Linked DNA regions of Homo sapiens: all the other regions are linked to region 1. The links are chromatin contacts, found by Hi-C or POLR2A ChIA-PET in ENCODE. All regions are on one chromosome and are shown on one strand. Each heading gives the region's core, a stretch centred on a gene start or an enhancer-like site at or near the end of the contact. The rest is flanking DNA. Distances are from core to core; before and after follow the strand shown. Region 1 holds the start of ATF3 (activating transcription factor 3). Region 2 has its middle 17 kb from the start of LINC02771. Region 3 has its middle 28 kb from the start of SPATA45.

Region 1 (3,326 bases), core at 670-3,169:
CCGGGGTTTACCTGCGCGCACTCCAGCGGGAGGGCGGGTTGTGGAGGTGTGCTGAGCGGCGCGCGGGGGTGAGGGCGTGGAAGCGGAGGGTGGGGCCCGGAGAGCCGTTACCAGGGCGAAAAGTAAAGCGAAAACACCCGCCCTGCACTTCCCGCGCGACGCCGCTGGAAATCGGTTCAGGTCCAGAGCAGGATCTCGGAGGATCCCGCGTGGAACTCCAGGGCTCCCGGGTCCGCCGGGGCGCAAAGACTTCCGAGGCCGCCCTCCGCGTGTTCCCAGGCCCGTGGAGAGGTGGGTGGTCTGAGTGAGGTCGGGCTTGGCGGCGAGGAACCCCGGTGGGGGGAACTGGGGACTTCAAGTGAGACCCAGGCTCCAGACACCTCTAGTTTCTACCCCAAATTACCAAACTGTGACCTTCGGCCGCCTCTCTCCCAGAGGCAGGTGGAAAGGAGCAGGTGTTTCTGCCCTTCACCGTGCCCCCACACCCTGCGGCCGCGCAGGTCTCCCTCCCAGGCAGGTGCGAAAGTCCCAGGCCACACTTGTGTCTACAAATAGTCATCCACGGGCAGTCAAGAAGGTTCCTTGGTTCTGCCGCTCTCTGAGCAGAAATTGTTGGGGTCGGGGAATAAGAACCAGGAAATCGTTTTTAAGGTTCAAACCCAGTTCTGCTGAGGTCTCAGCTCGAATCTCGGACCACGGGGCCCCGCCTTTCCCGCCACCCTGGCTTGAGGGCAGAGGGGATTTCTGCTGCGGGTTCCGCCTGTGGTCATTGCGTCCCCATTCCGGGCCGTCCGGTCCCAGTCCAATCGGCTCTGGGAGCAGAAGAACACGTGAAAGCTGAACATGGGTTTTCCCTAAATATTGCCTGAGAGCGGGGCGACCCCCAGGCCTGGGCAGGTTCGCGGACCCCAAAGCACCTTCTCTTTCCCCCTCCTCCTGGCCGCTGGCTTCCGCCCCCTCCTACCCTCCCACCGGGTTGCCTCTGATTCCTCCTGGACTCCGATCTTTTCACGCTCTTGTTGGTTTCACTGACATGTTCTTGTCAATTTCAAACGCTTTGTGATTGTAAAAAAAAAAAAATCGAACCGATACGGTCCTACCACTCGCCCTAGTTTCGGAGCCCGGAGCTGTCCTGCGTGTGCGTCCATGTGGAGTGTCCGGGGCTGCGGGCTCGGGCGCACGGTGCCAGCCGAGGGCTGCCCTCCGCTTTTGTGTTAACCGGCGGGCTTCTCGCGGTCCCCGCCGCAGAGGTCACACCCGGCGGGTAACGGCGTGGATACACCGAAGGGTGACTTTGGACACCTTCCCCACACCACAGACTAACGCTTCTGCCCCTACTCCGCCCCTGCTAGAGAAGTAGGAGGCCAGTGGGGGAGGGGGTATTTTCCTGAAGCTCCAGAAAATGACCACGCATTTTAGAGAAAGGTCGTGCCCGCTTCCCAGCCTCACCTAGTCTGGGCTGGGGCCGGGACCCGCCTCCCCACCTTCCCCGCCCCCCCCGCTCTTCAACCTAGCGGAGGGACAGATGCCAGCGCGGTGGAGTCATGCCGCTGGCTTGGGCACCATTGGTCATGCCTGGAACACGCAGCAGCGAGTACGCACATCTGGCGGCTATCCCGGGCGGCTCCGGTCCTGATATGGAGAGAGAGGGCGGGCTGGTGTGTGTCTCAGTGAGCGAGGCTGGGGGAACGCGCCTGGGCTGGCTCCTCCCCGAACTTGCATCACCAGTGCCCCCTCTCTCCACCCGCCTTCGGCCCCGCCTTGGCCCCTCCTCCACCCCCCTTCCTCCGCTCCGTTCGGCCGGTTCTCCCGGGAAGCTATTAATAGCATTACGTCAGCCTGGGACTGGCAACACGGAGTAAACGACCGCGCCGCCAGCCTGAGGGCTATAAAAGGGGTGATGCAACGCTCTCCAAGCCACAGTCGCACGCAGCCAGGCGCGCACTGCACAGCTCTCTTCTCTCGCCGCCGCCCGAGCGCACCCTTCAGCCCGCGCGCCGGCCGTGAGTCCTCGGTGCTCGCCCGCCGGCCAGACAAACAGCCCGCCCGACCCCGTCCCGACCCTGGCCGCCCCGAGCGGAGCCTGGAGGTGAGCGCTGGAAGCCGAGGGAGTGAGCGCGACGAGGGCTGCTCGCCTTCATTCCCTTCGCGCCCCTCTAAGTAACCAGTCCGCCGACCCCTGACCCACCCCGGATCCGCGCCCCCAGCCTCCGGCTTGGAAATAACTCTGGCTTAAACTTCTTCTAAGCCACCGCTGCTCCTCGGCGCTTCGAAAAGTTTCCCGCAAAGCGAAAGAACTAACTTTCTCTTTTGACTTGGGGCGCGAAAGGTTCCTGGTGACGGAGGTCGGGCGTCCACTCTGCCGCCAGCCTCGAGCGCCGCTTCTCTCCGCCGACGGCGCTGGCTTGCCCGGCTGGGAGAGGGCGTAAGGTGGGTGGGCGGGTGCGTTGGGGTGTCCGAGGCTGCCTCGCTCGCCGTCCCGCTCCATCCCTCGCTTCGAGACACGGCACTGTGGGAGCCGATCCTTCCCGGGTGGGGGGGGGGGGGCGCAGAGAGGCACGAAGGCCGGAGGCTTGCGGGAGGGCTGCCCCACGCGCCGAGAGGAATGAATGGGGAAGGGGCGAGAGGGCGGGAGGCGTCCCGGGCGCGGCCGCTGGGGGTCGCCCTGGGTACCCCGCAGCACTGGCGGCAGGACCGTGAAGGCAACCCCGAGAAAAAGTTAGCTGGGATAAGCTTGGAAGTGGCGAGCGCTGGTGTCGCGCTGTCCCGGGGCGGAAGACGGGGAGGGCTCCCGGCAACGGCTGGTGTCCGGACCCCGAGCCCGGGACTCCCACACACCTGGGACTCTCACTCTGGCTTTTCCTTCGGCGGGTCCGCGGGAGACCCACCGTGGCGGGGAAGCGAGGGTGTGGAGCCACTTGTGCAGATATTTGAGAGAATGGCTTTGTGGTCTAGTGCCAGGACTCTGAGCGCTTACACTGCAATCGATGTCGTTGGGCCTCAGTATGCGGAGCCGGGAAATAAGGGCACATGGGCAGTACCGGCCCCCTCTGCGTGTTGGAGGGCACAATGCAGTGGTTGGACCAGATAACTACTAAGGTCCTTTCTGTCTGGAGATTTTCAGATTTTGGAGTGGTGTAGTGGGGAGAAAAGGAGCCAGTGAGGGGACTTGAATGGGGTGGGTCTCTATCTAATGTCATTCACCAGTGTCCAGACAGTGGGGGAAAGGGGACTTTTCTGCAGGGCATCTTTTCCCTCACCAGCTTTCTTTCCACTGGATTCGTTCTCCTTCTCTGCTCCCCCCACTCCCATTTTCATTTCTCATC
Region 2 (3,591 bases), core at 261-2,760, 150 kb before region 1:
CCTCAGCCTCCCAAGTAGCTGGGATTACAGGCACCTGCCACCACACCCGGCTAATTTTTTTACTTTTAGTAAAGACAGAGTTTCACTATGTTGGCCAGGGTGGTCTTGAACTCCTGATCTCAAGTAATCCTCCTGCCTCGGCCTGCCAAAGTGCTGGGATTGTAGGCATGTGCCACTACACCTGGCCTTGTTTTGCTTTTTTTTTTTTTTTTTTTTTTTAACACATAGTTTAATCCTTTAGTTAACAAGTATTTCTTGTGCTCTAGTCTTCACAGAATTCTGTGGTGAACAAGACCTGCTGTCATTTGAGAGAGGCTCTCTCGGACTAAGGATGTGTGATACAGGCTCAGGGTACTAAGCCCCATGGCATCACCCAGAGGGAGGTCGTGGGACCCAGGCCCACCTGTGGGAGCTCAGAGCCTGCTGGTGGCAGCTGCAAGCCACCCCAAAGATAGGAGAGGTCATAGTGGCTGTGGTGGCCGGTGATGCCCACCTGGAGGCCATGTGAGCTGTGGCTGGGACTCCCTTGTCTAATCTCCCCCATATTTCTGGATTTGGCCTCCACATTGAGGAATCTCTTACTACTCAGGATCCCTGAAATACATCTGTTGCCTTCCTGCCTGAGCCCTCTCACTTCTTCCCCTTTCCCGTTTATCCATGACCCTCCCCTTAACTGTCACTCATAACCTCTGTCTGATTCACACCACTGCACTCTCTCTGCCATTCCTTCAAAGATCAAGCAGTTTCCTTCTGTTAAACAAAATGTATGGGAGGCCATTATTTGGACTGACCTCCTGCATTAGGGTCCAACAGACCCATCCAAAATGGAGTCACTCACACTAAGGTTCCGCACCACGAAACCAAAAACGAAGCTGTTTACTTGGATCTGAGCTTCTGAGAAATCAGGAGAGAGTTGATAGTCATATCCCATTAGGCTAACAAGATCCTCAATAAGGAAAGTAACTTTGAAACGGCCAATCTGCATCTTATTTCTTGTTTTGGCTTTCTTCAGCCTTTTCTGCCTATAAGCTCAGCCCTTAGCTCAGCTCATGGGAGTTCCTTTTTATTTTGTAGACTGGATACTGCCCAGTTCATGAATTGCTAATAAAGGCAAACTAGACCTTTACAGCTCAATTTATTGAAATTTTGTTATTTGATACGTCCCACAATTTAACAATTGCACCTGATTTCACATATCCATTAATCAACAAAGGAGATGCATATTTCTTGCTTATTATATGTCCAGCACTGCCCTAGGTCCTGGTTTTGGGGTGAGGTGGGAGGAAGGATCGATTAAAATAAATGCAGGAACCTGCTCTGCTCTTAAGGGTCCCCAAAGAGGAGAGCAGTGGGCTGAGTTGCAAAGTGGTTTCTCTAGGACCAGGAGCTGTGGAGATCCACAGGGATCCCAGCCACAGAGTCCCCAGCAAGGCAGGCTTGGGGTAGGAGCTTGCTGAAGGGTGTTGGTTTTTTCTTGGACACTTCTGTCCTGGTCCGACCCACCAGCAGCTGCCTGCATGGGACGACAGTGCCCCCTGGTGGTCAATTCCGGGAACTCTCCAGCAGCTGTTTTGTAAAGCCCAGAGGATTAAGCTCCCTCAAGAACTTCTATTTTTGGTTCCCAGTATTTCCATAATGAAATGCTAACAGAAGCAGCCAAATGGCTTCCCAAAGGACCTGAAAGCTGCACTGCCGAACTCCTGTGTTCTCCAGCTCTCTGCTTCCCAGGGGTCAGATCTGCTGTTGGTTCTCAGGGGCAGTTCTCTGTTCCATACGGTTTAATTAAAGGGTCCCAGGGAGAGCAACTATATGTTTGCCTTGCCGAGTCTGACCTCAGGCTGTGTGCACATTCAGAGTGACGTGTTGGAAAGAACACTGGATCCAGGATCAGGAGGCTCATCCCACGCCAGCCGCTAAGTAGCTGTGAGATAATAATTTCAATAATAGCTACATTTTATTCAGTATTTACTCTGAGCCAGACATTGCACCAAGAGCTTCACATACATTGTTGACTTTGATCCTCACAACAAGCCTGTGAGATTGATACTGCTGTCATCTCCAGAAATCGAGGCAGAGAGAAGTCAAGTAACTTGGCCAAGATCATACAGTATGTGGCAGAGTTAGGACTTGAGTTCATGTTTCTGGGCATCCACTATGCTACACTGAACTGTGGAACTCAAAGAATCGGAAACTAGTGGTAGTGTCCAGACACTGATGTTTTTAAATGTTCCCCAGGTGATGGTGATGTGGAGCCACCTTTGTAATCTATAGGGTCCCACCAGCTATAACACTCAATGAGCCCCATGCCTTCCAAGAAGCAGAGGTGAAGTTGGGATGAGGGGAGAAGCCTGGGTTCAGGCCCTAATCTCCATGGATGTACAGGGCTGAACAGAGTCACAAGCACAGCAGAAACACCATGATGGCAGAGCAGTCATCCTGCCTGCTGTCCTCTTTATCTGGAGATGGTTTGTAGGACAGGAGAGCAATTGCCTTCCACAACATTCCTCAGAGTTCGTTATGTCGCATACACCCCAATCTACAGATCCATCACCTGTCCATTTATCTCAATGCCTCTAGAGCCATTTTCTATTTTTTAATAGATTCATTTGACAAACACTTGAGACTTATGATGTGCCAGGCCCTGAGTCTGCAGGGGTGGAAGAAGCTGGCATGGCCCCACTCTTGTGAGTTGGCAATCTAGAGGAGGAGATAGACAGACAGCACATTTTGGAAAAAAAAAAAGCACACTGTGACACATGCTCTGAACGACACAGCAATGCACAGTGGTGGAAAACAATAGGAGAGCAGAGGGACCTAATAAGACAGAATGAGCTGGGATTAAGCAGAGACCAGAAGAATGTGTTTAGTGTGTGCCTCCTGTTGGTAAATGAGCTCTGTTGTGTTCACTACACACTGGGCAGTTTGGTGCAGAGCTTGCTTTTCCCTGGGCCTCTACTGGAGTCCCCTCCAGGAGACATGGGGTGGCTGCTGTTGACATTTTCTCCCTGAAAGCCCAGGTATCTCTCCAGAGATGGAGAACTCTGAGCTTCCTTTTTACAGAAAGGACTCAAACTGGTGGCTGTTTGGGGATGGGACGATGATGGGTGATGTTTGAGGCCGGAGTTTCAGAATCAGAAAAGTCTCTGTAGTCAAGGCCTTGAGGTTTGCTGACTTTGCGTGACACCCAAAGCGTAGGACCCACAATCAAATCTGTGGAGAGGGCGCTTGTGGTCCATGTGTAGGTGTATACCTGTGAGCATAGGCAAGTGTGCGTGCACACATGTGTGCATGAGAGCAGGCTCAGGCTTCAGCTCCTGGTCACTCTAGTCCTTCTTCTATTCTCTCTTCTTTGATGGTAGGGCTGGGACTTGGCAAACCACTTTTGGCTTTGGCAGCTGCTTCCTATCGGATTCAGCCAGTAGGGGGTGCTAGAAGGACACTGGAAAGCTGGAGGGAAGCCCTCTTTTTCTTGTTTACTTCTGTTCTTGTAAGCGGCTCCGGTAGTACTTCTTCACCCCGGCAGCAGCAGTTCCTTACCATAGCAGCAGCTAAATTCAGTTTACAATCTTTCTAACACTTGTAGAACTAACT
Region 3 (3,342 bases), core at 339-2,838, 210 kb after region 1:
AACTTTCTTCCTTCACTGTGCTCTGTGACTCCTCTCCAGTTCTTCCCTGTGCTAGACCCAAGGACTGGCTCTTGGAGTCTCTTTTCCAGCAACACTATAGCAATGTAGAACAAAGTACTATAAACCAGTTCGTTGACACTTTCACATATTCCTTTTGACTATAGCTACCTGTGTATGTGTTTTCCATCTTTAGAAATTGCAAGCCTTTTGAGAACAAACCAATTTTAGTTTGTTTTTGCATCTTCTACATAGTCTGAAACAAGGCCTGCAATATGATATGCTCTCAATTTTTTTTTTTTTTTTTTTGAGACAGAGTCTCACGCTGTCACCCAGGCTGGAGGGCAGTGGTGCAATCTCGGCTCACTGCAACCTCCGCTTCCCGAGTTCAAGCGATTCTCCTGCCTCAGCCTCCCAAGTGGCTGCTATTACAGGTGCCCGCCACCACAACCAGCTAATTTTTTTGTATTTTTAGTAGAGACGGGGTTTCACCATGTTGTCCAGGCTGGTCTCGAACTCCTGACCTCGTGATCCGCCCTCCTCGGCCTCCCAAAGTGCTGGGATTACAGGTGTGAGCCACCATGCTCAGCCTCAAATATTTTTAAATTAGTGAATGGAGGCAGTAAGTCTTAAACTGACTGCAATAGAGAAAAATATTTATCTTTCAATCTGCAATGGCTATTGGATATCACATACCTTTCCACATTTTTTTTTTTAAATGAGTCCCACTCTGTAGCCCAGGCTGGAGTGCAGTGGCACGATCTCGGCTCACTGCAACCTCTACCTCCTGGGTTCAAGTGATTCTCTTGCCCCAGCCTCCTGAGTAGCTGGGATGACAGGCACCCGCCACCACGCCCGGCTTATTTTTTGTATTTTTAGTGGAGATAGGGTTTCGCCATGTTGACCAGGCAGGTCTTGAACTCCTGATCTCAGGTGATCCACCTGCCTCAGCCTCCCAAAGTGCTGGGATTACAAGTGTGAGCCACCGAGCCCAGCCTCCTTTCCACAGTTTTTTGAGAAACATATTTTTCTCCTTTAACTTATAAATCTACTAAATACCATCCAGAGATTTCCTAATGTTGAACCATTCTGAAAAATAGGAATAAACTCTTTTGGCCTGGAACAAGTCTTTCTGCATTCTATAGGAACACCCTCTCCCCTCAACTGAAAGGCAAAAAGAGATCTGCCACCTCCCTCGCCACACTGCCGCAGCATATGGTGACCTTCCTTACTAAAGGAAATGGTTTGTATTCTAGCTCCTTTTTTTTCTTTTCTTTCTTTCTTTCTTTTTTTTCTTTTAATTTTTTTTTTTTAGGTTAGAGCAGAAGTTTAATAAGCAAAAGGAAGAAAGCTGTCTGGATGAGAGAGGGGTCCCAGAAAGATGGGTTGCCCTCTTATTCTAGCTCTTGTCTTTATTTGAGTAAGAATCAGATGAAATTGTCTTATTCTTTAAAGAATTGTTATCGGCTCTTTTCTTTCATTATTTTGTAACTAAGAGTTCATTTAATCACCTTGCTGCTTGCTCTTTATCTCTGGTTCACTATTTTCCTGTCGTAATCCCCTCCGTACTTTGCTGTTGCACATTTCCTTCCCCTCTCCAAGCCCGCCTTCTAAACTAAACATGAAGGGGAATCCCGTTTTTGCATGGTCAAGCTTCACTCATACTTCAGAGTTTAATTTCTTGCCTTTGCCCTTTCTTGCCCTTTTGTGCTTTTGACAGAATACTTCAAAGCAGCATATGTAAATTTTCATTTCATTTATAGGATCTGAGTAACTTAGAAAGGGTTTCCAGAGACTGTTCTATGCTTGTTAGAGCTTAGCTTTTCAAGCATAGGCAAATCTCACTGTCCTTTATAAATTATGACAACGTCAGTACTGATGATTACAGAGTCAGTAAAAAAGATAAAATGGAAAGAGATGAGATAATTCAAAGATTACCAGTGCTACAAGTTTAAACATAGGACTCTAAGCAAAAATATCCTAATAGGACCTCCTGAAACCCTTCCTCTTTGGCTAATTCTGAAACACACATATCTCCAAAAAAGATGACTTCTTTAGTGAGCATTCCTGTAATTCATGAAAATCTGTAGTATTTATGCCTTAGGTATTAAAAATGGTGCAAATAACTTCTCATTTCTCAGTTTAGTAGTTTAAGTTATACATATTGAGGCTAGGCACAGTGGCTCACGCCTGTAATCCCAGCACTTTGGGAGGCTGAGGCAGGTGGATCTCTTGAGGTCAGGAGTTCAAGAGCAGCCTGGCCAACATGGCGAAACCCTGCCTCTACTAAAAACACAAAAATTAGCTGGTCTTTGTGGCATGCACCTGTGGTCCCAGCTACTCAAGAGGCTGAAGGAGGAGAATCACTTCAACCCAGGAGGTGGAGGTTGCAGTGAGCTGAGATTGTGCCACTGCACTCCAGCCTGGGCAACAAGGCGAGATTCAGTCTCAAAAAAAAGTTGTACATGTTGAGAACCTTGCCTAGCATGTAAGAACAGAAAGTGTTAAGAGCCTAATGTGTGTACAAGACTTTTCTGTGGATTACTTCTGAGGCTCAAGTAATTTAACTAAATTGTATAAATTCTCACAGCTAATGTGTGATACATTTAGAACTATAATACCCTGACTTCCATCCCAGCACTGTTTTCCAAATATCAAATGCCTCCCAGTCTGCCATCTACATGAGCTTAAGTGACATCCTTCACAGGCCATCCTTAGAGTATTGCAAATCAGGAACTCTGAATTGGGGGGCTGGCCTCTGAGTGTACAGGCAATAACTGAGGGAAGTATTAGGGAGGGAGAAGGGATCTTGCGGTTCACATGGATGGACGTTAGACAGGTTTGTTGTTTTTGTTTTGTTTTGTTTTGTTTTTGGTCATCCCATATGTGAGTTCCCTTTGTGTGGGGAATGCCTCACCTTATTAAGCAAACCTGCTTCCCACTATAGAAGTTAAAACTGCCAAGTAATCACTTTCCAGCCCCTCTTGCAACCAGGACACTGATTTTAAAAAGCCAGTACTGAGCTTACTCCATGCTTACAAGTGTGGGTAGTGTGGCAGGGATTTTAATGGCAATATTCTGAGGCTAGCTTGCAGAAGGTGGCAGTGTGTTAGCCACACAGTCTATGCCCAGTGTCTGTGGCAGTGGAGTCTCTATGGTTCTTGTACACTGGCTTGAGTTTGTTTTGTCATCCCTCCTGGAAATTTTATGAACTATTCAATATCCTTCAGTAAATTCCTTTTCTGCTTAAATTAGCCAAATTTGGCTGGGCACAGTGGCTTGTGCCTATAATCCCAGCACTTTGGGGGGCCAAGGCGGGAGGATCACTTGAACCTAGGAGTTCAA

What was found. A loop is a pair of places that touch in the nucleus more often than their neighbours do. ChIA-PET counts read pairs that join two places held with the same protein, here RNA polymerase II (POLR2A). Pooled maps may share reads with other maps.
Region 2: a pooled map shows a loop between it and region 1 (5-fold over the local background). The contact joins the enhancer-like site here to the promoter of ATF3 in region 1. A Hi-C loop is called at or near these places in 6 of 50 pooled maps. POLR2A ChIA-PET finds 5 or more read pairs at or near these places in 24 of 52 experiments (A549, AG04449, AG04450 and 18 more).
Region 3: a loop to region 1 is called in a pooled map, with 2.8 times the contacts of the local background. The contact joins the enhancer-like site here to the promoter of ATF3 in region 1. A Hi-C loop is called at or near these places in 2 of 50 pooled maps. POLR2A ChIA-PET finds 5 or more read pairs at or near these places in 8 of 52 experiments (A549, BJ, Caco-2 and 4 more).

Annotation. Positions count from the first base shown.
Region 1 is chr1:212,606,842-212,610,167 of GRCh38, forward strand. ATF3 (activating transcription factor 3) reads left to right here and starts at 1,920. Exons shown (of 4, transcript NM_001674.4): 1 at 1,920-2,089. RefSeq lists silencers at 12-191, 1,582-1,791, 2,412-2,551, 2,562-2,741 and enhancers at 588-1,545, 1,546-2,503, 2,242-2,301.
Region 2 is chr1:212,454,526-212,458,116 of GRCh38, forward strand. No RefSeq gene overlaps it. Among named protein-coding and RNA genes, the nearest start is that of LINC02771, 17 kb to the right of the region's middle. Within about 2 kb of position 1,511, at least 4 of the 41 ENCODE cell types and tissues checked have a DNase peak (open chromatin) inside an H3K27ac peak, as active enhancers do.
Region 3 is chr1:212,818,208-212,821,549 of GRCh38, forward strand. No RefSeq gene overlaps it. Among named protein-coding and RNA genes, the nearest start is that of SPATA45, 28 kb to the right of the region's middle. Within about 2 kb of position 1,589, at least 2 of the 41 ENCODE cell types and tissues checked have a DNase peak (open chromatin) inside an H3K27ac peak, as active enhancers do.